2 separate regions of the Homo sapiens genome follow, and region 1 is linked to region 2. A link is a loop called in an ENCODE intact Hi-C map of the cell type or tissue named here. Cell type or tissue: B cell. All regions are shown on one strand. Links, peaks and the distances in the headings refer to the core of each region. The heading gives the core; the rest is flanking DNA.

Region 1 (15,687 bases), core at 3,515-8,514, 550 kb after region 2:
ATAAATTTGCTTTTGTTTATCTTAGAGAACAAATATTGCCCATCATTTCCACCGTTGTGGGAAGCTCTGCAGGCTCCTAAGTAACTTATTTTAAGTCACTTTGTTTCCTTAAACAAAAGAGAACTGTATTCGTTTTTCTTCTTCCTTTTGTTGTTCCCCTCTCCATTTTCCTTCTTTGGGCCATTTAATCCAGTTTTATGTTTCTAGTACAAGAGAACCCCCTAAAGATTCTTTTTTTCTTCTGAAAACAGTTTGTTTTGGAATTCTGCAGTTATTGTTGAGAGCAAGTGAGGTGACCCACAAACACTCAGTTAGAAGTGGAGCTTTGAACAGAAAAATCCTCAGGGAGGGACAGTTCAGGAAGAGGGAGGCATCAATATATTTATTAGAGGAAAGATACTGTACTGTTGGAGGATAGATGCTAGCTGACTTGCATGTTTTTCTTTGCTACTTAAAATATACTGTTAGCCCGGCACAGTGGTGCGCACCTGTAGTCCCAGCTACTCGGAGGCTGAGGCAGGAGTCTTGCTTGAGGAGTTCCAGACCAGCCTGGGCAACATAGTGATATCTCTAAATTTAAATAGATAAATATATAAAATAAATTACGCTCTAACAGTTTTGTTATTGGTGATCCATACATGAACTGAAGCTAGCAAATATGAATGAGAAGAGACTTTCTTTCTTGGAATGCCAATGATGAGAATTTAAACAAAGTGGATGTCAAGAGGCCTGGACATTTTTCTTTTTCTTTTCTTCATGGTTCCTTGGTGCACTATTACTTTCTCTTTTTGTTTTTATTTATTTTTATTTTTATTTTATTTTATTTTTTTGAGACGGAGTCTCACTCTGTCACCCAGGCTGGAGTGCAGTGGTGTGATCTCTGCTCACTGCAGCCTCCACCTCCTGGGTTTAAGCAGTTCTCCTGCCTCAGCCTCCCAAGTAGCTGAGATTACAGGCATGTGCTAACATGTCTGGCTACTCTTTGTATTTTCAGTAAAGACGGGGTTTCAACATGTTGGCCAGGCTGATCTTGAACTCCTGATTTCAGGTGATCTGCCCACCTTGGCCTCCCAAAGTGCTGGGATTATAGGCGTGAGCCATCATGCCTGGACTAATTTTTATATTTTTAGTAGAGACAGGGTTTCACCATGTTGGCCAGGCTGGTCTTGAACTCCTGACCTCAAGTGATTCAGCCTGCCTTGGCCTCCCAAAGTGCTGGCATTACAGGTGTGAGCCACCATGCGCAGCCTCTTTTTGTTTTTAGAGACGAGATCTCCCTGTGTTGCCCAGGCCGGTCTCAAACTCCTGACCTCAAGTGATCTTCCCGCCTCTGCCTCCCAAAGTGCTGGGATTACAGGCATGAGCCACCGCGCTTGACCTCTTTGTACGATATTAAACGTGTGTCTCAACTTTCCTCTTATGTCTTTAAAATGGGAGTGAATGTTTGCCTCCTGGAAAGTCACACAGGACTTAAGCAATGCTAATTATTTAGACGTGCTTTCATTTGGGAAATACAATTAGAAATGGGAAATGCTGGCCAGCAGCGGTGGCTCATGCCTGTAATCCCAGCACTTTGGGAGGCTGAGGTGGGCGGGTCACTTGAGGCCAGGAGTTTGAGATCAGCCTGGTCAACATGGCGAAACCCTGTTTCTACTAAAAATACAAAAATTAGCCCGGCAGGGTGGCACATGCCTGTAGTCCCAGCTAGTCAAGAGGCTGAGGTACGAGAATCGCTTGAACCCCAGAGGTGGAGGTTGCAGTGAGCCGAGATCACGCCACTGCACTCCAGCCTGGGCAAGAGCGAGACTCTGTCTCAAAAAAAAAAAAGAAAAAGAAATGGTAAATGCTCACCTCTGAGAACTGAGAACCTGGCTGCTGTCTTCAGGGTCTATCCTAGGGGGATTTCTTCCTGATAAGAACTGCATTGGCTGGGCACAGTGGCTCAGGCCTGTAATCTCAGCACTTTGGGAGGCTGAGGCAGGTGGATCACCTGAGGTCAGGAGTTTGAGACCAGCCTGGCCAACATGGTGAAAACCTGTCTTTACTAAAAATACAAAAATTAGCCAGGTGTGGTGGCTTGCGTCTGTAATCTGCGTGCCACTTGGGAAGCTGAGACAGAAGAATCACTTGAACCCTGGAGGCAGAGGTTGCAGTGAGCAGAGATCACGCCACTGCACTCCAGCCTGGGCGACACAGCGAGACTCCATCTCAAAAAAAAAAAAGAACTGCACTTACTCCTTTCCTCCCTCCATTTTCATATTTCTGAATGCAGTCACTAACAACCTCAGGGTATCCTTGACTCTTCCCTCTGCTCTCATGTCTAATAAGCAAATTCTGTTCATTTTTTTTTTTCTGCAGTGCCTCTCCTATCTACCCACATTTCAAAATCCCCCTTATTCATGTTGGTATCCTCTTAGCTGAACTGTTGCAGTAGTCTTCTTGTAAGTCTTCCCAACCTCAAGTTTCCCTCTCCTTTAGGGATCTCCTTAGAACATAACTTTGATCGTATTCTACTATTTTGTATGTGAACTTCAATATTGTACCACTCCCTGTTGCCTATAGAATAAAGCTCAAATTCCTTAGTATAGTGGTCAAGTCCTGCACTGCCTGACCTCAGCCTGCTTCTCTGTCTGGTCTTATCTGCTACAACTTATCTTCATTTCCTTTTACTTCAAACTTGACTGCTTATTATTTCTGGATAAAGCCCTGTACTTTTTCACCTATTTGTTGACTTCTCATTCAGCTACATTTTTGTAAGCTTGAACTTGCTGCTTTTAGCATTTTGCATTCTCTCTCCTTCCCAAATGACAGCCGAATGCCTTGTACATCAGTAGGTGCTCAAAAAATGTCTGTCTCTGGTTGAATTGTAGAGACCCATACAATTTCTAGCCCAAGGTGCTTTGTGGCCTCAACAACTCCTGCCCCCTTCCTCTTTGAGCATGCTCTGCATCTCTGTGTTGCCCTCCCCGCTTCCTGGTTTGCTCTTGCCCACTTCTCTTTTAGCTTTATCACCAGACCACAGACAGTTCACAGAAGGCCCACTGAAGGGAAGCCTGAGAAGGAAAAATTCAAGTCATCTCTCCAGGGGCCTATCACCACTAACCAACCTGTTGCCGTAAAGTAATTGCACTGTAGTCTTCCTCCTTGAAAGCTAAACTGGTCATATTTAGTCCTTGCCAGCCTAAATTGGATTTGCACAGGGTGCAAATTGGATTTCCAGTCTAGAACTTACAGGTTTGCTTGGCATGAGATGTGTTTTTAGAGATGTCTGTGTTCATTTTATTTTATTTTATTTTATTTATTTTTTTGAGACGGAGTCTCGCTGTGTCACCCAGGCTGGACTGCAGTGGTGCGATCTTGGCTCACTGCAAGCTCCGCCTCCTGGGTTCATGCCATTCTTCTGCCTCAGCCTCCCAAGTAGCTGGGACTACAGGCGCCTGCCACCATGCCCGGCTAGTTTTTTGTATTTTTTAGTAGAGATGGGGTTTCACCGTGTTAGCCAGAATGGTCTCAATCTCCTGACCTCGGCCTCCCAAAGTGCTGGGATTACAGGTGTGAGCCACCGCGCCTGGCTTATTTCATTTTTTGAAACGGAGCCCAGCTTATTTCATTTTTTGAGACGGAGTTCACTCTGTCACCCAGGCTGGAGTGCAGTGACATGATCTCGACTCACCTTAACATCCACCTCCCAGGTTCAAGCAGTTCTCCTGTCTCAGCCTCCCAAGTAGCTGGGACTACAGACATGTGCCACCATGTCTGGCTAACTTTTATTTATTTTTATTATTTTTATTTTCATTTTTTTGAGACAGATTCTAGCTCTGTCACCTAGGCTAAAGTGCAGTGGCATGATCTCAACTCACTGCAACCTTCACCTCCCATGTTCAAGTGGTTCTCCTGCCTCAGCCTCCTACGTAGCCAGGACTACAGGTGTCTGCCACCACACCCAGCTCATTTTTATTTATTTTTAGTTTTTTGAGACAGTCTTGCTCTGTTGCCCAGGCTGGAGTGCAGTGGCATGATCTCGGCTCATTGCAGCTTCCACCTCCTGGGTTCAAGCAGTTCTCCTGCCTCAACCTCCTGAGTAGCTGGGATTACAGGCGCTCGCCAGCAAGCCCGTTACAGGTGCCCGCCACCACGCCTGGCTAAGTTTTGTATTAGTAGAGACGGAGTTTTGCTATGTTGGCCTGGCTAGTCTCGAACTCCTGACCTCAGGTGATCCACCTGCCTTGGCTTCCCAAAGTGCTAGGATTACAGGCGTGAGCCACCACGCCTGGTCTTTATTTTATTCATTATTATTTTTAAAAAATTTTTGTATTTTTAGTAGAGACAGGGTTTCACCACGTTGGCCAGACTGGTCTCGAACTCCTGACCTCAGGTGATCCTCCCACCTCAGCCTCCCAAAGTGTGGAGATAATAGGCGTGAGGCACTGCGCCTGGCCCTGTGTTCATTTTAAATGATAGAATCTATGGCACTTCTTTTTAAAGCTGTGAGATATTTGAGAAATGTAAAAGAAATGAAAAAAGAAAACTAAACATGGTTATTTAACTTTGAAGAAAGTAACAAAACAATTTGGGATGGTGGCAAAGCTGAACTGGAAAAAATGGATTTTTTCCATTCTTTTCAATGCCAGGTGCCCTGTGTTATGAATGTCACTCAAGAGTTACCTGCCCTGTGTACTATGTGCTAGGTAAACAGCTCCTTTTTGTCATAAGAGTAAAATCCAAACTCTACATGGCGTTTGAAGTCTTACAGTTTAGCCTAAATTTACTACTGTTGTTATCATTATTAGTAGCACTTACCATTTATTAAGCACTTACTTTGAGTCCATGGGCCTTACACTGTGTCACAAAAATTCCATAAGAGGATCTCTATTATTTTTATTTATTGATTTATTTTTGAGATGGAGTCTTACTCTGTCACCCAGTCTGGAGTGCAGTGACGCGATCTCGGCTCACTGCAAACTCCACCTCCCGTGTTCACGCCATTCTCCTGCCTCAGCCTCCTGAGTAGCTGGGACTACAGGCGCCCGCCACCACGCCCGCCTGATTTTTTGAATTTTTAGTAGAGACAGGGTTTCACTGTGTTAGCCAGGATGGTCTCGATCTCCTGACCTTGTGATATGCCTGCCTCGGCCTCCCAAGGCTCTGGGATTACAGGTGTGAGCCACCGCGCCTGGCCGAGGATCTCTGTTTTTCAGCTGGGAGATTGAGGCTTAGAGAGGGTAGGGTAACATGCTTGTGATCACTCATCTGGTCATTGGCGGAGTCGAAAATAGAACTCAGGTCGCACTTGAGACCTGACTCTTACACTCTTGTTCTTCTTCTTCTTTTTTTTTTTTGAGACAGAGTCTCACTCTGTCGCCCAGGCTGGAGTGCAGTGGTTTGATCTCGGCTCACTGCAACCTCCGCCTCCTGGGTCCAAGTGATTCTCCTGTCTCAGCCTCCCAAATAGCTGGGATTACAGGTGCCCACCACCACACCTGGGTAATACTTGTGTTTTTAGTAGAGACAGGGTTTCTCCATGTTGGCCAGGTTGGTCTCGAACTCCTGACCTCAAGTGATCTGCCTGCCTTGGCCTCCCAAAGTGCTGGGGTTATAGGCATGAGCCACCGCTCCCGGCCACATTCTTCTTTTGTATCCCTAGTGCTTCTCAAATAAAACTTTTCCCTACTTATTTATCCTACTTATTATTACTTGTTTCCAAGCATACCATAATGCCCTATCTTTGTGCTTTTGCTGAAGTTAAATTTTCTCTGCCAGAAATGCTTTCTGAGCCTCTCGTTTTCTCATCAGTGATATAGTTTATTGGTTGAGAGCACAGACTCTTGGCTCAGATTCCCTGGGTTTGAACCCTGGCTGTGTGCCATTTACTACTGTGTGCTCTTGGGCAAGTTATTTAACCTCTCTGTGTATATCTCCTGGTCTGTAACGTGGACATAATAACAGCACCTACCTCATAGAGTAGTTGTGAGGATAAAATATATGTAAAGTGATTTAAACAGTGCTCAATACGTAGTAAGCCTTAAGTATTAGTTTTTGTTTGTTTGTTTGTTTGTTTTTTTAAGATGTAGTCTTGCTGTGTTGCCCAGGCTGGAGTGCAGTGGCATGATCTTGGCTCACTGCAACCTCTGCCTCCTGGGTCAAGTGATTCTTGTGCCTCAGCCTCCCGAGTAGCTGGGATTATAGGCGCCTGCCACCACGCCTGGCTAATTTTTTTTTGTATTTTTAGTAGAGATGGGGTTTCGCCATTTTGGCCAGGCTGGTCTTGAACTCCTGACCTCAGGTGATCTGCCCACCTCGGCTTCCCGGCTTCCCAAAGTGCTGGGATTACAGGCATGAACCACTGCTGGCCAAGTATTTGCTCTTAATATTATTAGTATTTATAATACTATCATTGTCATCATCAACAGAGCCTGACTTGTATTCTAGGTAGTTGGATCTAGAGTGGTTTATTTCCCCATGAATTCTTTGCTAGTATGTAAGGCCCTGTCTCAGACTTAGAGAGCCCTTGGAATGTCCCCCTGGTGGTGTGTGCAGGGCATGATCTTGCTGGCAAACATTGAACCTACTCACTTAATCCGGTCAGTTTGAACTGTCAGGTATTCTGAAGCACATGGTTTGCAGGTATTTTGCTTGCATGGTTTTGCAGGTTCTTCCAGTGTGCTGGAAATGGGATGCAAAGGCTGGTGACTGAGAAGATAGGAGGGGACACCTCCTCCTAGACCTAATAGGTGCTCAGGAAGGGTAGAACGTGATCTCCACCCAGCAGTGACAGCCACACTCCCACATATCCTGTACAGACTGTGCTGATACTTTTGCTTGGTTATCCAAACAGATTTAAACCTTCTATTCACATCGTACTTACCCTTGGGAGTTTATAGTTTCATTGATGATGATGTCCTCATGCATGCAAAATGGGAGGCTGTGGGACTTTGGAGTCAAGCAGATCTGGGTTTTAATGTCAGCTGCACCATTTACTGGCTCTATGTCCTTGAGCATGTCTGCTATCTGCTCTAGGCCTCAATTTCCTTATTTGTAAAACAAGGCTAATAATCAGACACAATGCATGAAGCATTGAACGTATTACCTAACTATGAGAGGTACTTGATAAATGGTAGTCATCATTATTAAAGCAGTGGGGGATTAGGAGTGATGGAGAAGAGGGAGAGGAACAGTTCCTGAATGTCTGCTGTGTACCAGGCATTGTGCTAGGTTCGTGACCCATGTAGATTGTATTTGTTTATCCTTTTGAGGTCTCCGTAAATATGGTAGCATTACTTCCATTTTACAAATGAGGAAGCAAATTAAGTAATTTGTTTGAGGTTTCATAAGAGGTGATGGATGGAGTCAGTAACATCACCAGCTCTATTTTATTCCAAAGCCCAAGGCATTTTCCAAAACAGTCTAATGTTTCTTAAAGTGCCAGACACATTATATAGACAGGAAGACACTCAAAATTCAGAGAAATGACTACTGAGAACTTATGTGGCTGGGGAGGGCTTCATGAAGGAGGAGGTGGGAGTTGAGGCTGGGCTTCGAAGGAGAGGTGGCCAAAAAGTAGGAGTAACTTCATATGAAGGCAGGAGTGCGGATGGCATGTGTGAAGAATCTATCCTTTTAGATCAGGCTGTCTTTGGGTGATGGATTGATGAAGGAGAGTAGAGCCATTTGCAAAGGGCGTCAGATGCCAATTGAACCAGTTTGGGTCTTAACCTGTACAGGAAGATTTAGAGCAGAGAGATGAAATCAGAGTTTAATCAGGCCAAGTGCAGAGGCTAAATGGGTAGGGAGAAGTGGGAAGATCTCTTAGTTGGGAGACTCCTGAGGTAGCAAGTGAGGAGATGGTAGCCTGGAGGAAGGCAGCTGTGAGACTGAAGAAATGGATGACTAACTCTCTCTGGGGGGCCAAGGAGAGAGGTGAGCCGATGGCAAGACTGTACACCTGGCTGATAGGAAGAATGATGGTGCTGGTAATAGGCGGGAGAGCTCAGGGAAAGAGTCCAGAATCAGACTACAGTTTTACCTGGGTCCCCCCTGCATACAGAACGTCTTGTAGAAATGCCCAGGGGATGGTGGAGGTGCTGAGCTCAGACAGGGCTGGACAGCCTCATTCATAATCAACCAGGATGGCTGGTGGGTTCCTTGTAGAAGAGGAAGAACAAGGTCTAGATTTGCACTGTCCAATGTGCTAGTCACTAGCCATGTATGGCTATTTTATTTATTTATTTATTTTTAAGAGATGGGGTCTTGCTATGTTGATTGACTAGGCTAGTCTCGAACTCCTGGTCCCAAGCCATCCTCCCATCGTGAACTCCCAAAGTGCTGGGATTACAGGCTAAACTTAATTTAGGTAAAATCAAATTAAAAACTTCAGTTTTTTGGCTGGGCACAGTGGCTCATGCCTGTAATCCCAGCACTTTGGGAGGCCTAGGCAGGCTGATTGCTTGAGGTCAGGAGTTTGATAGCAGCCTGGCCAACATGGTGAAACCATGTCTCTACTGAAAATACAAAAATTATCCGGGTGTGGTGGCGCATGCCTGTAATCCCAGCTACTCGGGAGGCTGAGGCAGGAGAATTGCTTGAACTCAGGAGGCAGAGGTTGCAGTGAGCCGAGATCGCGCTACTGCACTTCAGCCTGAGTGATAGAGCGTGACCCTTTCTCAAATATATATATATATATATATATATATATATAATTATTTTTTTTTTTCCCCCGAGACGGAGTCTTGCTTTGTCACCCAGGCAGGAGTGCAGTGGCACAATCTCGGCTCACTGCAACCTCTGCCTCCCGGGTTCAAGCAATTCTCCTGCCTCAGCCTCCCGAGTAGCTGGGATTATCGGCGCCCACCACCATGCCCAGCTAATTTTTATATTTTTAGTAGAGACGGGGTTTCACCATGTTGGTCAGGCTGGTCTCGAACTCCTGACTGCCTGATCTGCTTGCCTCGGCCTCCCAAAGTGCTAGGATTACAGGCATGAGCCACTGGGCCCGGTCTCAAGCCATATTTTAAGTGTTCAATATATATTGGACAACACAGTTATAGAATATTTTCATCATCAAAAAGGTTCTATTGGACAGTACTGGTCTAGGGCTTGAGGAGTACCTACAAATAACTAAGGGGCCTCGAGGAGGAAATAGAGCAAAAGGAGGCAGAAGGAGCAATTGAATGAAGAAATAATGTTGCTGCCTCTCAGATGATTCTCAAAACAAATGGGGTATTTCCATTTTGGTTTGAATTTATTTATTTTTTCTTTGTATGATGGCATGTTTTAGAAAAAGCCCAGACTGGCTGGACGCAGTGGTTCACGCCTGTAATCCCAGCACTTTGGGAGGCTGAGGCAGGCGGATCACCTGAGGTCGGGAGTTCGAGACCAGCCTGACCAACATGGAGAAACCCCATCTCTACTAAAAATACAAAATTAGCCGGGCGTAGTGGCGCATGCCTGTAATCCCAGCTACTCGGGAGGCTGAGGCAAGAGAATCGCTTGAACCGGGGAGGCAGAGGTTGTGGTGAGCCGAGATCGTGCCATTGCACTCTAGCCTGGGCAACAAGAGCAAAACTCTGCCTCAAAAAAAAGAAAAAAAAAAAAATGAAAGAAAAAGAAAAAGCCCAGACTGCAGTGGCTCATGCCTGTAATCTCAGCATTTTGGGAGGTCGAGGTGGGCGGATCACTTGAGGTCAGGAGTTCGAGACCAGACTGGGCAAGATGGCAAAACCCCATCTCTACTAAAAGTTCAAAAATAAGCTGGGTGTAGTGGTGGGTGCCTGTAATCCTAGCTACTTGGGAGGCTAAGGCACAAGAATCGCTTGAACCTGGGAGGCAGAGATTGTAGTGAGCCAAGATTGCACCACTGAACTCCAGCCTGGGTGACAGAGCGAGACTCCATCTCAAAAAAAAAAAGGAAAAAGAAAAACCCAGACACCAATTCAGTGGTAGGCCTGGCTACCGGATGTTAAAATCAAGGCCTTGCTGCCTATCTTTGTTTTATAGGTCTGGGCCTTCAACAGATCTTATTTGGCTTCTAGAACACCTCTTGGTCATGCAGTGAGGGATACCCTCAAGTTAACTATGGGAAAAGAAGACAGCAATTGTATGAGGCAGACACTGTTATCTTATTCACATGAGGAAGCAGATGCTTAGAGAAGTTAGATAACTTTCTCAATATAACGTGTCTTTGACTCCAAAGCCTGTGTATGTATATAAAACACAAAAAACATGTTATTATAGCTAACTATAGGAAATACATATAAGCAAAAAGAAAAAGAAATCTAATCACTGAGAAATGACTACTGTTAACATTTTGCTGTGCACCCTTCCAGACTTTCCATGTGTCTGTGTCTGAGTCCATACAAATACAGCATATGTGAATATTTATAAGTGTGGTATCTATGCACACAGACATATACTCCAGTCCTTTCTAATGCATATAGGTATTGTCAGGCCATGCTCATTAACTACCATCCTCAATCCCTTATCAGCAGTTCTGAAGTCCTGAAAGCTCTGAAGGCTGGAACAAATTTTTCTTGTAAGTTTGACCCAAGCTCAATTTGGCAGTAAGACTTGCTTGAACTGACATGAGACTATTTATAGGCTTTGTTTCTCTCACTAAGTATTACTCTTCGTAAGTTATACTGTGGAAATATGAAAGCGTTTGATTAACTGGGTATTGCCTCAGACCCTGCTGGGGTTGTTATGTAGTATTTGATACAGGTAATGTGTTATCTTCCTAAAATCTCCCACATTCTGAATTCCAAAATGCACTTGGCCCAAGAGGCTTCAGATAAGGGCTTGTGGGTCTATATTAGGCTATGTTGCTGCTTGGGCTGAGGAAGGCACCTCAAGGGTCAACACTGTCTATTTAGTGAGGCATGTGAGAGTTTTGGTTCTACACAATATGCAGTACAAAGCACAGAATTTGCAAGAAAAATAGAACACTTGCACTTTTACACATCGCAATCAAGCTGCAGTTGTTACTGTAGCTTGTTGACTTACTAGGTAGGCTGCTCCTAGGGAAATGGTTTCAATTGTCGGCATGAAAGGTGGTCAATGAGAGTACACAGAAAAATCACACTGAGCTTAATCTGCCTGGGGACTGTTTGTTTAGGGTGTGTTTACTGACTGCCTGGTGTGTGCCATATATTGTGGTGAGCTGGGGCCAGAGATAGCACATTGGTCCCTGCTTCCAAGAAGCTAGTGGTCTAGGTGTAGAGGTAAGACAGATAAGAACAATTAAACCCAGGTATGATCCCATTATCATAATGGAACCATTATCATGCCTTGATGGAAGTAAGCACTGAGTTATGTGAGAATGTATGGAGGGGGCCAGAGAAAGTTTTTTGAAGATAACTCCTGAACTGAGTCTTGAAGGATGAGTTTGTAGTTCATCACGTGAAGGTGGAATTGGGATATGGAAAGATATACCCAGGATCAGGGGTGGAGTGAATAGGCAGTGTGTGAAAAGGTAAGTTTGGTGTGACTGGATTGGGAGGTAAGAGAGAGAAGCTTCCAGTGGGGATGGGAAATGGGGCTGGAGAGGAAGTCTGAAGCTATTTATAAAGATCTTTTCATGCAATCCTCAGAGGTTTGGGTTTTGTTCCAAAAATTGTTACCGGAAAGGGGTCCCGAGCCAGACTCCAAGAGAGGGTTCTTGGATCTTGAGCAAGAAAGAATTCAAAGCGAATCTATAGAGTAAAGTAAAGGCAAATTTATTAAGAAAGTAAAGTAATAAAGAATGGCTACTCCATAGACAGAGCAGCCCTGAGGGCTACTGGTTGCCGTTTTAATTTTTTAAAATTTCTTGATTATATGCTAAACAAGGGGTGGATTATGTCACGTGCTTCCATGTGAAGAGTCCACCAACAGGCTTTGTGTGAGTAACAAGGCTGTTTATTTCACCTGGGTGCAGGTGGGCTGAGTCTGAAAAAGGAGTCAGCAAAGGGTGGCAGGATTATCATTAGTTCTTATAGGTTTGGGATAGGTGTACAAAGTACATTCTCAAGGGCGGGGAGAATATTACGAAGCACCTTCTTAAGTGGGGGGGTAGAATATATCCTATCAGTTAGGGTGGGGCAGGAACAAATCACAATGGTAGAATGTCATCAGTTAAGGCTATTTTCAGTTCTTTTGTGGATCTTCAGTTGCTTCAGGCCATCTGGATGTATACATGCAGGTCACAGGATATGATGATTTAGCTTGGGCTTAGAGACCTGACATTCCTGTCTTCTTATATTAATAAGAAAAACAAAACAAAATGGTGGTGAAGTGTTGGGGTGGCGAAAATTTTTTAGGGGCGATGTGGAGAGATAATGAGCAATGTTTCTCTGGGCTGCTTCGAGCAGGATTAGGGGTGGCATGGGAACCTACAGTGGGAGAGATTAAACTGAAGAAAGATTTTGGGGTAGGGGGTGATATTGTGGGGTTGTTAGAAGGAGCATTTGTCATATAGAATGATTGGTGATGGCCTGGATGCGGTTTTGTAAGAATTGGGAAACTAAACGGAAGACACAAGGTCCTAATAAGAGAAGGAGAAAAACAGGTATTAAAGGACTAAGAATTGGGAGGACCCAGGATATCCAATTAGAGAGTGTCCAAGGGGGTTCAGCGTAATTATTTGATTGGTTGGCGAGTTTTGGGGCTCTATCCTTGAGTTTTTTTATGTTGTCATATACCAGGCCAGATTGATTTAGGTAAAAACAACACTCTTCATTTAAAAAATGTTTTTTGTTGTTTTTGTTTTTGTTTTTTGAGACAGACTCTTGCTTTGTTGCCCAGGCTGGAGTGCAGTGGCGTGATCTCGGCTCACTGCAAGCTCCGCCTTCCGGGTTCACACCATTCTCCTGCCTCAGCCTCCCAAGAAGCTGGGACTACAGGCACCCGCCACCACGCCCAGCTAAGTTTTTGTATTCTTAGTAGAGACAGAATTTCACTGTGTTAGCCAGGATGGTCTCGATCTCCTGACCTCGTGATCTGCCCACCTCAGTGTTCCAAAGTGCTGGGATTGCAGGCATGAGCCACTGCGCCTGGCCCAGAGTCCCCCTTTTTTTTTTTTTTTAGCAGTGAGTAAGTCGAGGCCTCTGTGATTTTAGAGGAAAGAGAAATGCAAAGCCAGCAATTGTTTGTTAAAGAAGGTTTAGAAACAGCTAGGAGAGAGTGAGTGAGATTGATAGTGTGGTGGAGATAGCTGGGGAGAGGTAGAGGATGGCATAAGAATGGGAATGAGAATAAGAGTGAGTATAAAAGTAAAGAATAGGACTTCATCAGGGTAAAAGTATCGGAGGGTGCCCTGTCAGCAAAGTTCATCTATCCACTCTAAGAGGGAGTCAAGAGTGGCGGATTGGGGATAGTACCAGGAGATATCCGCTACAATGGTTTGGAGGAAAAGCGTAAACCAGCAGTGTAAACAAGGGCAGGGCATTTACAAGTAGTTGAGAATGGTGAATAGGAGTATGACTAGACAGAAGATAGGGATGACAAGTTTTTGGGGCACAGAACAAGTAGTGGGGGTGACTGCGTAAAGCCCTATTGCAAAAAGTAGGGTAAGGATGAATAGACCTAATAGAATGAAGGGTTGTATTAGGCTCATAAGGGTTATTACTGCTCTTCAGAAATGCAAATAAGTTTAAGGAAAGTAGGGGTGAACACTTGTGACTTCCAGGAGGAAGAGGAGAGATCAGGCTGGCTGTTTGACGGGCACAGCTTTATTCTGGAATGATGAACCTAATGGTGGGGCATCCTGCAGACGAACAGCCATTGGGGTACTATAGATGACTAAGTGGGGTCCAGTCCATGGAGGTTGTAGAGTTTGAGGGGTCAGATTCTTAACAAGAACTGATCATCCAGCTAGGGTGTCTTCATATGGCTGGGAATCTGGAGTAGGCAAGAGAAGATGAGCAGCCTAGCGAATTTCCTGTCTAGCCTGCTGGAGGACTGGAAGATAGTTGCCTAGAGGGCTGGTGTCTGGGACGAGGTCAGGGCTGAGCAAGAAAGTGCGTCCATATAAAAGTTCAAATGGACAGTACCCTGTAGCATCTCGAGGACAGGCTCTAATTCTGAGAAGGGCAAAGTACTGTCCAGTCCTGGCCGTGAGGGACAGAAGTTGGAAAGCTAGCTGCTTCTTTAACTACCTTATCAGCATAAGCGTTGCCCTGAGCAGTGGGATCTGATGCCTTTTGATGGCCCTTGCAGTGAATGACTCCAGCTTCCTTTGGAAGTAAAACAGCCTTGAGAAGAGTATTTATTAAAGAGGCATTAATGATGGAGGACCCTTGAGTAGTGAGGAAACCTCTTTCTGCCCATATAACAGCATGGTGGTGCAGGATATGGAAGGCATATTTAGAGTCAGTATAAATATTGACTCGTAGTCCTTTTGCAAGAATGAGGGCCCAAGTTAAGGCAATGAGTTTAGCTTGCTGAGAGGTAGTGGAGGGGGTCAGAGTGGTAGCCTCAATGATAGATGTGAAAGATACTATAGCATAGCCTCCCTTTGCTGGTGAGTGGCGATTAGGCCTGGTGGAACTGCCATCAATAAACCAAGTGTTATCAGGGTGAGGAACAGGAAAGAAGGAAATATGGGGAAATGGAGTGAATGTCAGGTGGATCAGAGAGATACAGTCATGGGGATCAGGTGTGGTATCCGGAATAATGTGGGAGGCCGGATTGAAGTCTGGGCCAGGAACAATAGTAACTGTGGGAGACTCAACAAAGAGTGAGTATAGCTGAAAGAGCTGGGGGGCAGAAAGTATATGCGTCAAGTGTGAGGAGGAAAATAGATTTTGAAAGTTATGGGAACTGTAGAGAGTAAGTGGAGCATAGCTTGTGATTTTGAGGGCCTCTAAAAGTATTAAAGCAGCGGCAGCCACCACACGCAGACGTAAGGGCTAGGCTAAAAGAGTAAGGTCAAGTTGTTTGGACAGAAAGGCTCCAGGGCGCGGTCCCGGCTCTTGTGTAAGAATTCCGACCACACAGCCCTGCACTTCAGCTGTGTGTAATGAAAAAGGTTGGGATGAGTTAGGGAGAGGTAGTGTGGGAGCATCTTTTAGGGCTGTTTTTTAAGGAATGGAAAGGGGAGTGGGGAAAGGATTTAGGATTTATGGGGTCAGCTAGGTTTATCTAGAACAGAATAATGGGTTGTGGAGGGAGGTATTGAGGATGGGAGAATATATGGCTTTGGCACCACAGGGTGGATAGGCAAGACAATTTGGTCGATAGGGTGCAGATCCTGAACTAACCTGTAAGACTCGTGTAGTTTTTGGACAGGTAAAATGGGGAATTGTAAGGAGAGTTTATAGGCTTTAAAAGGCCATGCTGTAGCAGGTGAGTGATAACAGGCTTTAATCCTTTTAAAGCGTGCTGTGGGATGGGATATTGGCATTGAGCAGGGTAAGGGTGATTAGGTTTTAATGGGATGGTAAGGGGTGCATCATCCGTTGCCAAGGAGGGAGTAGAGGTGTCCTATACTTGTGGATTAAGGTGGGGAGATACAAGGAGAGGATGTGAAGGAGGCTTTGAACTGGGGGAAAAGGAGGCAATGAGGTGTGGCTGTAGCCCAGGAATAGTCAGGGAAGCAGAAAATTTAGTTAAAATGTCTCAACCTAATAAGGGAGCTGGGCAGGTGAGGATAACTAAAAAGGAGTGCATAAAAGAATGTTTTCCAAGTTGGCACCAGAGTTGGGGAGTTTTAGGAGG
Region 2 (15,687 bases), core at 5,857-10,856:
GTTGAGATGTTCAGGGAAGGAGCTAAAATGTCGAATCAGCCATTCCCTCCTGACAGGCCCCCTGGGATGGAGAGTAGATGGGGAATGGATAATCGACATTGCCCGAGCAGAGGCTCATGTGTCAATATCTCATTGTTGATATTTTATTATTTATAGAATATAATGCTGGTACATGACAGTCCTAATAATAGCAACAACAGTGATAGCTAACTTCTACTAAGAGCTTACTATGCACCATATATATATATATATATATATATATATATATCTCATGCTTTTTATATATGTTGCATTTTACAACTATCTTGTGTGATAGGCTCTATTACTCCCACTTTGCAGAAGAGAAAATTGAGGCACAGAGAGTGTTCTGTTTTGATTGGTTAGTTTCCTTCTTCTCTTATTATTCATGTGAATTCCTAAGCTCATCAGGTGCACAAAACATATCACACTCCAACAGATCACATTGACCATCAGCTGACTACGAAATTTCAGTTCCTGAAATCCTCACAGCATCCCTGTGAGGTGAGGTTTATTAGTTGAGAATTTAATGGTTGAGAAAATAAAGGTTCAGAAGAGTTACGAGCCTTGTCCCTCACAGAGCTTGCAAGTGATGAGAATTGGAACTTCAACAAAAATCTCCGAACCCAGTGCTGTTTTCACAGCACCACCTCACTTCTCCAAATGAAGGCAGGGGCCCATCCGTGTGACCTATTGTTTGAAACATGTTACGTAGGTTTTTTAGTTCCCTTTCTAAGGTAGTCAGCACAGACGTCCTTGTCCTATTGTCCTAAGTGTGAGGGGTGGTGGGGCTAGACCTAGGACATAGGTGTTCTGGATTCATGCTCTCGAATTTCCAAAGACTCTTTGACCTGCTCAAGGACCAGCAAGGTAGAGCATGGTCCCAGATGTGTTCACAGCAGTCTGCCTCTGAGGGCTTGCTTGATGGAAGGCATACCCTGGACCGTTTGCTCAGGCAGGTGCTGAGACTCTTTTGAGCTCCTCCCTGTGGAAGCTCTGTTAGCTCTTTAGATCCTGCTCCTGCTCCAGCCCTGGGCTAGCCTCATGGGCTCTGCTGTTCTTCTGTAAACCATACAGGATGTCTCCAAACAGGGTATTTCACACAGAGTAGGAAGGATGGCTTCGCAATCATGGAGTGGGCACCAAGGCCCACCCTCTCCAAGTTCCTTTTTCACCCCAACTCTTTGCAAATATAGGAAAGTCATTTATTGTTCTTGTGCTTTCAATTTCTCAGAGTCAGAGAAAGGCCATAATATGTCATTCTCACCGTTAGTTGTTAGCTTCCAATGAGACAAAATATTCACTTGTTCATTCCTTTGCTCGTTCATTCATTCATTCATTTATTAGCAGATATGTATCCAGTGTCAGCTAGGTGCCAGGCACTCTTAGGTGCTGAGGATACAGCAGTGGACAAAACAAAGTCCAGTCCTCATGGAGCTTCTGTTCTGGGAGGGTTACAGACCAAAAGCACATAAAGAAGGAAAAGTAAAGCAGGATACAGGGACAGAATGTGACAGGGGTGCTATTTTATAAGGGTGGTAAGAGACAATTTCTGCAAAGAGGTTATATGTGAGCAAAGAACTAAATGAAGTGAGGGAGCCAGCCATGGGACTAGGGAGGGGACTGTTCCAGCCCTGAAATGGGACCCCCTTGACCTATTTAAAAACACACAAGGAGGCCAGTGTTGTCAGAGTGGGATGAAGGAAGGTGGGAATACCGAGAAGGAGGTCGGAGATATAGCCTCAGGCCAGTTGACATAGACTGTAGCTCAGGTTATCTTCATGTAGGGATGAGCTGGAGCCCAGGCACCCTCCAAGCATTGGGTACCAGCCACTCTGGTCAGGCTAGGCCAGAGTTCGGAAGACTATGGCCAAAAACAGATGGGACTTCTGGAGTGATCTGAAGTGTAGGCTAGATTCTGGTTGCAGCTCCACAGTAAGCAGTTCATACAGAGAACCAGAGGTTCAAAATCAGGCTCATGTAGAGAATCAGGTTCAAAACCTGAGGTAGAATCCAGGGATGTGGCTCGGGAAGCCAGTAGGGCATGGGTGGACCCATGGCCTGGAAGCAGTCTGAAACCAGGGCCGCTCCTGGGGCCCCAAACCAGTCACTGCAGCAGGCCTGTCCCAGGGAAACAAAGAGCCTCTCCTCTAGCAGGGCTGTGCTTGGGATCTAGGGACCCTACCCACTTTGGTTGCTGTTGCAGAGCCACAGAATGAGAGGAAGAGTCTCTCATCAGAACCTCAAGGCACAGGCCAGGCACGGTGGCTCACACCTGTAATCCCAGCACTTTGGGAGGCTGAGGCAGGTGGATCTCTTGAGGTCAGGAGTTCAAGACCAGCCAGGCAACATGGTGAAACCCCCGTCTCTACTAAAAATACAGAAATCAGCCAGGTGTGGTGGCGGGTGCCTGTAATCCCAGCTACATGAGAGGCTGAGGCACGAGAATCACTTGAACCCAGGAGGGAGAGGTTGCAGTGAGCCGAGACTGAGCCACTGCATTCCAGCCTGGGCGACAGAACAAGGCTCTGTTTCAAAAAAGAAAAAAAAAAAAAGGAGTCTCAAGGCACAATCTGGACTAACCTGATGAAAGAAATTGGGGGAACTAAAGGAGGGATGGTCTCTGCTCAGGATCACTTGCTGAGTCTCTGTTCCTGGAATTCTAGCCCAAGCCCTCTGCTTTGGACTCCATGTCTTCAGACTTCCAGTCTGTGTGGGCTTTTCTAGGCAGGCTTATTTGTAATGTCTTCATTCTCCCATCCTAGTGGGGCTCAGCAGATCCAGAATTCATGTGCCCCAGTTCCTTCTGGAGGCCCAGGGGTACACAGAAGCCCCAGTTAGGCTCCCAAGGCCTGGCACAGACCACCCACCATGGCCAGCTTATCCTGGTGACATACTGCCAGCTTATCCTGGTGACATACTGCCATGAAGACTGAGAAGGGTCTCGGGAATTAATTAGGCAGATGAGCATTCTGGACTTCATGTAATACCCCTTGCTCCTGCTACAGAAATTGTATTGTAGGTGGTGCTTTATAGTTTGCAGAACCTTTCAAAACAAAACTGAAGTATATCTCATACCATAAAATTTATCCCCTTGATATGGTTTGGCTCTGTGTCCTTATCCAAATCTCATCTTTTAGCTCCCATAACTCCCATGTGTTGTGGGAGGGAGCCGGTGGGAGATGAATGAATCACTGAATTGTGGGGGCAAGTCTTTCCCATGCTGTCCTGGTGATAGTGAATGAGTCTCACAAGATCTGATGGTTTTAAAAATGGGAGTTTCTCTGCACAAGCTCTCTCTTTGCCTGCTGCTATCCATGTAAGATGTGACTTGCTCCTCCTTACTTTCTGCCATGATTGTGAGGCCTCCTCAGCCACGTGAAACTGTAAGTCAACTAAACCTCTTTCTTTTGTAAATTGCCCAGTCTCAGGTATGTCTTTATCAGCAGTGTAAAAGCAGACTAATATACCTTTTAAAGTGTACAATTCAGTGGTTTTAGGTATAGTCACAGGGTTGTACAACCATCACTACTATCTAATTTCAGAGTATTCTTCCCACTCACAAAAGAAACCCTGTAACCTTTTGTAATCACTTTCCTTTTCCCCTTCTCCCCAGCCCCTGGCAGCCACTAATCTACTTTGGCTCTATGGATTTGCATTCTGGACATTTCATACAAATAAAATGCTACAATGTGTGGCTTTTTTGTGTGTGTCTTGCTTGCAGCATGAATCAGTACTTCACTCCTTTTAATGGCTGAATAATGTTCCATTGTATGGATATTACACATTTTGTTTATCAGTTGATTAGTTGATGGACATTTAGGTTGTTTATAATTCTTGGCTATTATGAATAATGCCACTGTGAACATTTATGTACAAGTTTTTGTGTGGACATATGTTTTCAATTATCTTGGTTGCAATTGCCAGGTCATAGGCTAACTGTGTTTTTAACTTTTTGAGAAACTGTTGAACTGTTTTCCATAATGGCTATACCATTTTACATCTCCATCAGCAATGTATGAGAGTTCCAATTTCTCCATATCCTCACCAACATTTTTCATTGTCTTTTTGATTATAGCTATACTAGTGGGTCGAAGTGGTATCTCACTGTGGTTTTTATTTGCATTTCTTTAATAACTAATTATTTTGAGCATCTCTTTATTTGCTTATTGTCCATTTGTTTATCTCCATTGAATAAATATCTATTCAAATTATTTGCTCATTATTTAATTGGGTTATTTGTCTTTTATTGTTGCATTGTAAGGGTTCTTTATATATCCTGAATAATCTTACCAGATGTATGATTTGCAGATAGTTTTGCCTATTCCATGAGTTGTCTTTTTACTTTCTTGATAGTGTCCTTTGAAGTACAAAATTTCAAATTTTGGTCAAGTCTAATTTACCTATTTTTTCTTTTGTTGTTTATGCTTTGTGGTGTCTTATCTAATAAACCATTGCCTACTCTAAGGTCATAATGGTTTGCATCTGTTTTCTTCTAAGAGTTTTGTAGCTTTAGCTCTTACATTTATGCCTTGGATCTATTTTGAGGTATTTTTGTATATGGTGTGAGGTATGGGTCCAAAAGCATTCTTTTTTACATGGCTATCCACTTATCCCAGTGTCATTCGTTGAAAAGTCTCTTCTTTCCTCCATTGAGTTGTCTTGGCACCCTTGTCAAAATTCAATTAACTCACATACATTTTTAAAGATGTTGGTTCTACACTTCATTATGAATTAACTTGTTGGGATTAAAATTACTCTGTGGCCTCACAGGGCCAGCCTGTAGAACAGACCCTGGCACAGAGTAGATGCATAATAAGTGCTGACTTTAGTCAAATGGAATAAGCCTAGGAGATAGACACATTCACTCTTTGAGCCTCTACTGTGTTCAGTGGCCCCCCTGGGATGGAGAGAAGTGATTTTCTCTCTGGCCCCTGCTCTGCCAGTAACCCTGTTGAGCATAACCATTTCTACAAAACACATATCTGATTTATCTTGTAGTTTTGATTCTGTGTCTGCCTCCTGGGGACTCAGCAAGCAAGCAAGTTTTAGCTCCTCTTTAGACCTGAGGAATTTACCTGGAAGCTCTGATCTACATCCTTGGTAGGGATGCAGAGTGCTGTGGGCTGGTGTGTACTTCTCCCTGCAGGCTACTGGGGTGGCCTTTTAAGTGCAACCCTGTATGTACACGGGTGCTTTCCAGCATTCCCAGACCTTGCCTTGATAACACAATGTGATAACATTAAAGATATATGCTTGGGAAGTAAAACGTGCTGGTACCCCCATTCCCCAGAACAAGTATTTTCATTCTGGTATGTCCTTTCTAGCCCTTTGCCACATACAGACATGTTTTCTTGCATTTGCCAGTACAGTGGAAATATGATTTTGTGGCTTCATTTTGTATGTTGTTGCATAAATATTTTCCATATCTCTACATGGCCTTCATATTCCACATTTGTAAGACTTCATTGTGTTGATATGCCAGTCCCTTCCTGTTGAACATTTGGACTGCCCCCTCCCCAGCTTTTAAGAAAATAGAGTTTTAAAAAAACAAAAACGAAAACAAATCACATCCCACTTGTCACAACCACGGTTCCTATTCAGATGCAACCTGCAAGCCTTGGTGGTTACAGGCTGGCCAGACCTGGACCAGGCTAATGACTGGAGACGGGCTAAACAGATTCAGAGAAAAATATGTATAAAAGTGATCTGAGTACCTCGGTGTTTCCATGAAATACGAGATTAAGCGGTTTGCATGTGTGGCCTAAACTCTTCCAACTTCTAGTAATGTAATCAGGGTCACTGGTAGTTGAGTTAGTGAATCAGGAGACTCTGAGCTGCATGGAAAAGGAGGAAACTTTTGCCCAGTAGCAAACTAGAGTCAGAAAAGGAGAGGCCGGAGAGGCCAGCGAGAAACATTCTAAAGGGGAGGGAAAACGTTGCCAACAATTTTGCCTGGTATCTCAGAATGGTCATTTGGTGCTTTGGAGAAAACCCTTAAATGACACAGAAGTTTCCATCTAGTTGCATCCTGATTACCAAGCGACCCTCTGTGCAGAGCAGGGGCCCAGGTCCTGGAGAAATCCAGTCAGGAGAAAGAAGGCGCCTCCCTGTTTCCAGGGTGTTCTTCTGGAGGCCAAGGGAACAAGGACACACACGGAAAGATGCCGTGGGCCGGAGAGTAAAGCTCACTTGTCTCGCTGTGACTTCTTTATCTGAGGGCCTCCCACGTCCCGCTAAGCTCTGCGGGGTCTGGGGGAGGCTGGGGTAGCCCCAGAGCCACCATTGTGCCCGCGCAATTAAACAAGAATGCTCCGACTTGACAGTTCCACTGTGAAAGTTTTCAAATAGTGTTTGGAATGTTTACATAATTGTTGAAAAGAGGCTTTTTCAATGTACCTGTTTACACTCTTTCCTTTTGGAAATTCTTTCAGCAATCAGGCCGTGGAGGGCTCTCAGGCTGCACTTGCCGCCCTTGATTGCGGAGGGAGGAATGAAAGGCCCGTCAGTGAATCGCTGGGAAAACATTCCCTAACAAACGCCCTCTAATGAGGGGGCGCCGCTTTCGCTGCGGCTGCGGCGGTGGAGAGGGCGCGGGGAGCGGAGGGGCAGGGGCGCGGGCCGGGGGGAGGCCAGGCCCGGTTTTGTGGCGGCGCTCCTGGGTGGGGGGGGCGCGGACCCCGGGTCTTTGTGTGCAAATTTCCCACCGGGACCAAGCGACTTTCCACAATTTAATTAAGTGGCTTTAGAGTCCGGAGTTGGCCTAACAAGCTCCTGTTCATGAATGAAAGATTTGTCCGCAGCAGCGGGGGCCGGCTGAAAACAAAGTGGGCCGCAGTTACCCTGGATCCGGCCGGTTTCGCTGCTCCGCGGCCAGCCCCAGCCTCCCGGGAGCAGGAGAAGGCGGCTGCGGGGGCTGGCAGCGGTCCTTCTGGGACGCGTCTCACCTAGCTCGCAGCAAATATGCCATCCATATGCCCAGGATCACAACCGAATCAGCTCCATCAGGCCTGGCAAAGAGGCATTTAAATTGCTAATATTGCACTGGGGAACGACGACAGAACTGCCTGGGCTCAGCTCTGTGGGATCCACAGAGACAAACCTGGGGGTGGGGGTGGGGTGAGTTGGGGATGGGTTCGGAAAAAGTCCAAGTGAGAATCACTAGAAGCTGGCTATTAGGAGGGGCGAGAAGTGGGGATCCTTGGTAGAGAGATGCCAGGAGAAACCGTGGCAGAAATGCGCCCAGGGTGGAGCGCTGGTGCTGGTGGGCCACTCGGGCCCCTTTTCCATCCATTATTTCTGAAGAGAGGCCAGCTGGAGTTTCTACAAAGGCTGCTCTGCTCCAGGGAGGCATCCCCCCACTCCCCAGCACTCTTACCTTTGAACAAGACAGGTTTTCTAGAAAGACAAAAAATATTGGCTGGTTGGAAGAAGAGAGGGGCCAGCTGCCGCTGTGAAATGTTCCTCGTTTACAGTTGTTGAGTGTCCCTGCCCTTGGCTGTGGTCTGTCAAGCAGGTTTGGGATCAGGGGGTCTTTTGCAGCTACTTTCCAGTGGAGGGTTCAATGAGTGTTTTTCTCTGACTGTATTTTTAGAAAAAATTATGATGACAGTTGTTAGGTCTCAGGCAGGCAGGCAGGCAGCACATTCCATTACAAAGTTAGCATGAAATCAATATGTAAATAACCCTTTCTAACTGGCAGCTATTTTTGAAGGCAGAACGCACCGGATGTTGCAGGTTTGTTCCAGTTCACTTTAAATACCTCTCTGTTCTCAGAGCCTGTGAATGTGCTCACATTGAGAAGAGCCTTTTCCCCTTTTCACTTGATCTTTGCAGCGTCCCTGATAGTGGTAATGCCACCATGAGCTTTGTCCTCAAACCTCCTCCTCCATCATTTAAAAATCAGATTGACAAGACCCGCACCAGGCTGGGAGTGTTAGTTCCCCTTCGGCATGGTCATTTTTCAAAAGCACGGGTTGCTCCAGGAAGGGTACAGGCGGCAAAAGCCGTGGCCATCCGCGGAAAGAATTAAAGGAGCGAGAAAGCCCGAGAGGCTGCGATCAGGGTTGAATCAGAGATTCAGGCAGTCACTGCCAAAATGCATGGAAGTCATTGCCAAGACATAAAAGGTCAGAGGATACCAGCCGTGAGAAGAACCAGGTTAGAACCGTGACTGCAGCTGAACAGGAAGAAACAGGTCTCAAGGTACTCCTGAGTGAGCAAGGGCCTGAGACCGAAGGTCTTTGCATAGTTCCTTGTCAGTAGTGACAGTTTTCATTGTGGTTTAATTTTGAAACTAGCTGTGCTGTGTGTATCTGCATGAAAACAGAAATACTTCTAGAATGTTTAGTGTCAGTCATGGATGGCGCCACAATGCCTGGTGTGACATATGGGGTGTGCGTATGTGTACATGTGCTTATTTATTTCCTGAATTCAAAGGGGCAATGAAGTTCAAGCTGGGGCCTAATAGTAATGATTCCTACAGTTACTACTATTCTATGAGTTTTTATGCACTTGCAGTTCTACAGTCTTTTTTAAATAATTGAGTTGAAATCTGCTTTGCTGTAACGTATATACTATGGACTTAGACCCAAAACAAGGCTTCCTCTGCCATAGAATCATCTTCAAGACAGGTGGTGTCTCACTCAGAGATTTCTCTATTCCTAGATAAATAGTTCTTGTTCTTCAAAGATGGGAGTCCCCTCCCACAAGGAGACTCCATCGGGTCCATGTGTTGCCTCCATGTTCTTGCCATTTAGTGCATCTCTGGAATGAACCAGAAACAGATATTCCTCTTGAGGATTTTCAGTGTGATTTAACTGCAAAAGGACTGTCTCTCTGCCGGGAAGATGCATTTGGGGTGAGGCTTTAACTCTCCAAGTGCACAGAGCTCTGTCTTTTATTGCATGAAGGTGGTCAGATGAGGTAGAAATTTGACCTGTTCTTTCTGGGCCTGGAAGGCAGAGCTATGATCACCGAGGAAGGGGAAATATTACAGGGAAGTCATATTTCAGCTTAAAGGTGGCATGAAGAAGAATTTTCTAATGAAGAAGAAATGACATGCTTTGAGAGGTAGTGAGTGTCCTACAACCTGGAAGGATTCAGGCTGGGTAGAGGGTTTCACCAAAGGTAACTTCCAACTCTGGATCTGGTCATCCGTCCGCTTACGCATTTATTGATGCATGCTAGATGCAAGGGGCCATTCCGGGCTCTGAGAGGTTTCATCATAGAAATTAATAGAGAAGGAACTGATACTTTTTTAGATTGGGATAAAATACACACAACAAAATTTATCATCTTAACCATTTTAAATATACAGTTTAGTGGTATTATGTTCACAATGTCGTGCAAACGTCACCACTACCTTAGAACTCCTTTCATCTTGCAAAACTGAAACTGTATCCATTAAACACCTTCCCATTTCTCCCTATCCTCAGCTCCTGGCAACTACCATTCATTTTCTGTCTATAAATTTGACGACTCGAGATGCCTCATATAAGTGGAATATGAGGAATTATACAGTATTTTTCCTTTTGTGACTGCCTTATTTCACTTGGCGAATGCCCTCAAGGTTCATCCATGTTGTAGCATGTATCAGAATCGCCTTCCTTTTTAAGACTAACTCATGTTCCATTGTATGTATATATACCACATGTTGCTTATGCATTCATCTGTCAATGGACACTTGAGTTGCTTCCACTTTTTGGCTACCGAGAATCATGCTGCTGTGAATATGGATGTACAGATATATGTGCAAGACCCTGCTTTCAATTCTTTTGTGTATATACCCAGAAGTAGAATTACTGATCACATGATAATTCCTGTTAAATTTTCTGAGGAACCAGTATATTGTTTTCTATAGCAGCTTCATCATTTTACATTTCCACCAACAGGGCAAATTCTCTCCACATCCTCACCAGCACTTGTTATTTTCTGGAATTTTTTGACAGTCACTATTCTAATGTGTGTGAGGTGGTATCTTAGTGTGGTTTTGATTTGCATCTCTCTAATGATTAGTGATGTTGAGCATCCTTTCATGTGCTTATTGACCATTTGTGTATCTTCTTTAGAGAAATGTTTAGTCAAATCCTTTGCCCATTTTTTAATCAGGTTGGGTTTTTGGTTGTGGTTTAGTTATATATTCTGGATAGTAACTCCTTATCAGAAATATAATTTGCAAATATTTTTTCCCATTCTGTGTGTTATCGTTTTACTCTATTGGTTGTGTCCTTTCATGCACAGAAGTTTTACATTTTGATGAAGGTCAATTTATTTACATTTTCTTTTGTTGCCTGTGCTTCAGCATCATAGTGAAGAAATAATTGCCATAGCTTATGTCATAAAGCTTTTCCCCTGTGTTTTTTTTTCTAAGAGTTTCATAGTTTTAGCCCTTACATTTAGGTTTTGGGTCCATTTTGAGTTAATTTTTGTATATGATGTAAAGTAATGGTCCAACTTCATTTTCTTGTATGCAGATATCCAAAGCAAGATACTCACAATCATTTGTTGAAAAAACTGTTCTTTTCCCATTGAATGGTCTTGATGCCCTTGCTGAAAATCATTTGACAATATAAGTGAGGGTTTATTTCTGGGCTGTCTATTCCCTTGGCTAATATGTCTATCTTTATGCCAGTACCACATTATTTTGATTACTGTAGCTTTGCAGTAGGTTTTGAAATCAGGAAGTGTGAGATCTCTAAGTTTGTCCTTTTCCAAGATTGTTTTGGTTATCTGGGGTCTCTTGACATTCCATATGAATTTTAGGTAAGAAGAGCTAACATTTATTGACTATATATGATCTCCTAAGTGCTGGCCATGCAAATAGGATGTAAGGAAGAAGTAAGCCTTGTTTTCTAAAAGTACAATCTTATAATAAAAGATAAGACATAACAAATAAATGTGAAGCAGAAGTGGACAGGTGCTTTATGCACCTACATATTATGAAAGAAGGGAAGGGAGGAGTAACTGGAGACAGTTCCAGACTACTTTCAGAAAGAAAAGTTATGGTGGAATCTTTGATTTATGGATTGTTAAAATTGTCACAATGTTTTTCCTGAATGTGGAGTAGATGACTATGCTAAGATAGACAACCCCTGTCTTTTGGTTGCTCTTCTCTCATCCTTTCTTTTTTCTATCATTTTTCCTTTTTTTTTTTTTTTTTTTTGAGACACAGTCTCGCTCTGTCACCCAGGCTGGAGTGCAGTGGGGTGATCTTGGCTCACTGCAACCTCCACCTCCCAGGTTCAAGCAATTCTCCTGCCTCAGACTCCCGAGTAGGTGGGATTACAGGCACGCACCACCATGCCTAGTTTTGTGTGTGTGTGTGTGTGTGCCATGTTGGCTAGGCTGGTCTCCAATTCCTGACCTCAGGTGATCCACCTGCCTCAGCCTCCCAAAGTGCTGTGATTACAGGCGTGAGCCACTGCGCTCGGCCTCTCCCCCTTTCTTAACCTATTGGTTCCTGACTGTCCCTGATGACATTTAATTCAGTCAACAAATATTATTATGTACTATCTGCTAGATACTGACTGGGATACAGTGAGCAAAACAGACCCAGCCTCTGGCTCATAGAGGTTACACCTAGAGGGAGAGACAAATGTCAGATACTTGCCTGAGTATATATAATTAGGGACTGATAAACGCAATGAAGGGAAAGTTCAGGAAACTATCAGAACATATCTTGAGGGAACTGACCTAGTTGGAGAGGAAGTGTCAGGGAAAGCTTTCCTAAGGGAGTGACATTTGAGTTGAGATGGAAAAGATGAGTAGGAGCAGTCTTGGTGAAGGAGGCTGCAGGGAAGTGTACCAGGCAGAGGGGAAGAGCATCAGCTAAAACCTCATAACAGATGAATGAAATCTGATTTTAATGTTAAAACAAATAAATAGCTAAGTAAACACTGGTCTTCAACTCCATCCTCTGGTTCCAAAAATTACCTAGGACTCAGGAAATTTGAGGAATTTATTCATTGAAGTACTCAAATGTTATATGTGGGATTTGTTATATGTGGGATTTAAACAGAAATATGTCATTGCTGCCATTTGAATGAATGTCACAAAAAGGTTTAGGCAAAACTATCCACATTTTGATAGCCTACTTAGCATCGCATGGGGTCATAAACTTGCCACAAAGAAAATCTGACTAGGCTGATGAGTGCTGTTTGGTGTATAGGTTCAGAGTCTTCCTCAACTAAGGAACAGGAATAATTGATCCCATAGCCCTTTCAGCTCTATGAGTTTCTCATAGTTTGTGTCTATAATAGTAATCATGAAAAACACTAAGTATATCAGGAATGGGTTAAATATCCAAAACTATTTTATCTGTATTAGAAGAACAGAAATGACTCTTCAAAAATAAGCCAATGACTAGGCTCATCATGGTCATCAACTCAATGGAATATTATATGGCCGTTAAAAATAATAATTTTGACAAAAACATAATATGTGGAAAAATACCTATAGTATAATAGCAAAAGAAACACAGGTGAAATGGCATGTATATAATGACTACAATAATGAACTGGAAGGGTAAATTTATAAATGGGAAATCATTGTTAGGAAGAGAGATGATGGACATGTAAGCTTTTCTTTTCATAAGTTTTAATGTTATTCCATTTTATCTTTATATTTAAAAATGATGGGAGAAAATTTTTGCAATCTACTCATCTGACAAAGGGCTAATATCCAGAATCTACAAAGAACTTAAACAAATTTACAAGGAAAAAACAAACAACCCCATGAACAAGTGGGCAAAGGATATGAACAGACACTTCTCAAAAGAAGACATTTATGCAGCCAAAAGACACATGAAAAAATGCTCATCATCACTGGCCATCAGAGAAATGCAAATTGAAACCACAATGAGATACCATCTCACACCAGTTAGAATGGCGATCATTAAAAAGTCAGGAAACAACAGGTGCTGGAGAGGATGTGGAGAAATAGGAACACTTTTACACTGTTGGTGGGACTGTAAACTAGTTCAACCCTTGTGGAAGTCAGTGTGGCAATTCCTCAGGGATCTAGAACTAGAAATACCATTTGACCCAGCAATCCCATTACTGGGTATATACCCAAGGGATTATAAATCATGCTGTTATGAGGACACATGCACACGTATGTTTATTGCGGCACTATTCACAATAGCAAAGACTTGGAACCAACCCAAATGTCCAACAGTGATAGACTGGATTAAGAAAATGTGGCACATATACACCATGGAATACTATGCAGCCATAAAAAAGGATGAGTTCATGCCCTTTGTGGGGACATGGATGAAGCTGGAAACCATCATTCTCAGCAAACTATCGCAAGGACAAAAAACCAAACACCACATATTCTCATTCATAGGTGGGAATTGAACAATGAGAACACATGGACACAGGAAGGGGAACATCACACACTGGGGCCTGTTGTGGGGTGGGGGAAGGGGGGAGGGACAGCATTAGGAGATATACCTAATGTTAAATGATGAGTTAATGGGTGCAGCACACCAACATGTCACATGCATACATACGTAACAAACCTGTACGTTGTGCACATGTACCCTAAAACTTAAGGTATAATAAAAATAAAAAATAAAATAAAAAAAATGAGCTTTTTAAAATTAAGAATTTTCTTGGAGACAAAAGACTAAATACCAGCACCATATTTCTAAGTTTAGCCAGTAGCATTTTGGAACCCCTAATGGGAAAAATCACTATTAATTATGTGACCAAACCAGTAAGTTGGGAAAAGTTGTCATAGCTAGAATATTGGTAGGAATCAAATATGTGAATATTTCTTTTGAGTGTTGGGAAGTCTAAATAGTTTTATGACAGGACACAGTAGTACTAATCCTATGAATTTTGGTTACAGTTGTTTTTCTTTATATTTAAAATTATCCCTAACATGTAGTTGTTTTCAATATTTTAAATTTCTAACTGTAAAATATACATAACATAAATTTTATGTATGTATATATAAGTGCATTTCTAAGTGCAAAGTTTAGTAGTGTTCAGTATATTCACATTGTTGGGCAGTGGAACTCCAGAAATTTTTCACCTTGTAAGACTAAAACTCTTAAACAACTCCTTATTTCCCTTTTTCCCCAGCTCTTGGCAACCACCATTTTACCTTCTGTTGCCATGAATTTGACTACTTTAGCTACCTCATATAAATGGAATTATACAGCATTTCCCTTTTTGTGACTGCCTTATTTCACTTCACATAATGTCATCAGAATTCATCCATGAGGTAGCATGTGTCAGAATTTCTTTCCTTTTTAAGGCTGCATAATGTTCCATTGTATGTATAGACCACACTTTTTTTTATCCATTCATCCATGGATGGACACCTGGGTTGCTTCCACCTCTTGACTATTGTGAATAATGCTGCTATGGGTGTACAAACATCTCTTTGATATATTTATGTTTTGCTGACCCCCTTGATTTGGATCCTCTTTGGGAAATCACATTCCTCTATTGTCCACTGCTCACTCCACTATGTCTGAAAGTCTGCAAGCTCTGAGGATTATCTTTAGTTAATCCCTGGCTCTCAAGGGCTGGGAGGCTTGCACCAGTTGTTGAGAGCTGATCTTCAACTGCAGTGACACAAGATTATCTCGTCTTTGGTGATTGACTCTTTATAGTGACTGTGGCTTAAGAAGTCATTCTCAGTGATATCACCAATGTCTAAAGAAGGTGCTGGGGCCAGGCACAGCGGCTCACAACTGTAATCCCAGCATTTTGGGAGGCCGGGCAGGTGGATTACTTGAGGTCAGGAGATCGAGACCAGCCTGGCCAACATGGTGAAATCCTGTCTCTAATAAAAATACAAAAATTAGGGCCGGGCGCGGTGGCTCACACCTGTAATCCCAGCATTTTGGGAGGCCGAGACTGGTGGATCACCTGAGGTCAGGAGTTCAAGACCAGCCTGGCTAACATGGCGAAAACCCATCTCTACTAAAAATACAAAAATTAGTTGGGCATGGTGGTGTGCGCCTATAATCCAGCTACTTGGGAGGCTGAGACAGGAGAATTACTTGAATCTGGGAGGCAGAGGTTGCAGTGAGCCAAGATTGTGCCATTGCACTCCAGCCTGGGTGACAGAGTGAGACTCCGTCTCAAAAATAAATAAATAAATAAATAAGTGAATAAAAGTAAATAAAGAAGGTATTGGAAGAATAAAATAATGGCCCCCAAACAGCTTTATGTTTCCCAAGTCTAGTTCAGGCTTGTGACTACTCTAATCTATCTACACTTGTCATATTCAGAGATGATTCCACCACTTAATAACTGGGTTTCCAGTGATTTGGGATGTGTGATAATTCAGCTGGTACAAGACTGATGTTTATTTTTTACACTATTTATGAATTAAGAGACTAGTAAACAAAATAGTCTTGTAAACAAAATTACATGGTGAAGGTGGAGAATGTTGCAACTGCTTAAGGGGACAAAACATATTCAAGGATATTGGCAGTTTCATTTGCATATAATTGATGTACTAATTATAGATAGGTTTGTCTACTAATTAAAGTAACGCAGTTAGAACTTCTACTTAGAAATTTTGGTTAACAAAGCATATCCTTGAAATTAGTAAAATTACATTTCTTCGCTTTTGCAATTTAAATATGAAAAATTTCTACTCTTTGCTACAAGTTCCTAGAACTATTATTGAATGAATTATTAGAAA

The links. Peaks named below come from ENCODE experiments on the same cell type or tissue, not always from the same donor. Only the 100,000 strongest peaks of a DNase experiment are listed, where the experiment ranks them.
Region 1: it touches region 2 in a loop (4-fold over the local background); 1 of 110 quality-filtered maps calls a loop at or near these places.

What each region holds. Positions count from the first base shown.
Region 1 is chr1:37,910,317-37,926,003 of GRCh38, reverse strand. The region is part of intron 7 of INPP5B (inositol polyphosphate-5-phosphatase B); the gene reads left to right. LOC124904043 (a long non-coding RNA gene) reads right to left here. Exons shown (of 4, transcript XR_007065876.1): 3 at 8,024-8,141; 4 at 7,348-7,713. Among named protein-coding and RNA genes, the nearest start is that of INPP5B, 29 kb to the left of the region's middle. In B cell, for the core only: CTCF peaks have their summits at 6,353 and 6,552; a DNase peak (open chromatin) is centred at 6,523; H3K27ac peaks cover 1,745 bases.
Region 2 is chr1:38,467,534-38,483,220 of GRCh38, reverse strand. LINC01685 (long intergenic non-protein coding RNA 1685) reads right to left here and starts at 8,025. Exons shown (of 3, transcript NR_146761.1): 1 at 7,397-8,025; 2 at 6,966-7,028; 3 at 6,737-6,834. The region is part of intron 2 of LOC105378657 (a long non-coding RNA gene); the gene reads left to right. RefSeq lists enhancers at 8,017-8,196, 8,477-8,586, 8,617-8,676. In B cell, for the core only: no CTCF peak of the experiment used is centred there; DNase peaks (open chromatin) are centred at 6,960, 7,830 and 8,350; H3K4me3 peaks cover 3,412 bases; H3K27ac peaks cover 5,000 bases.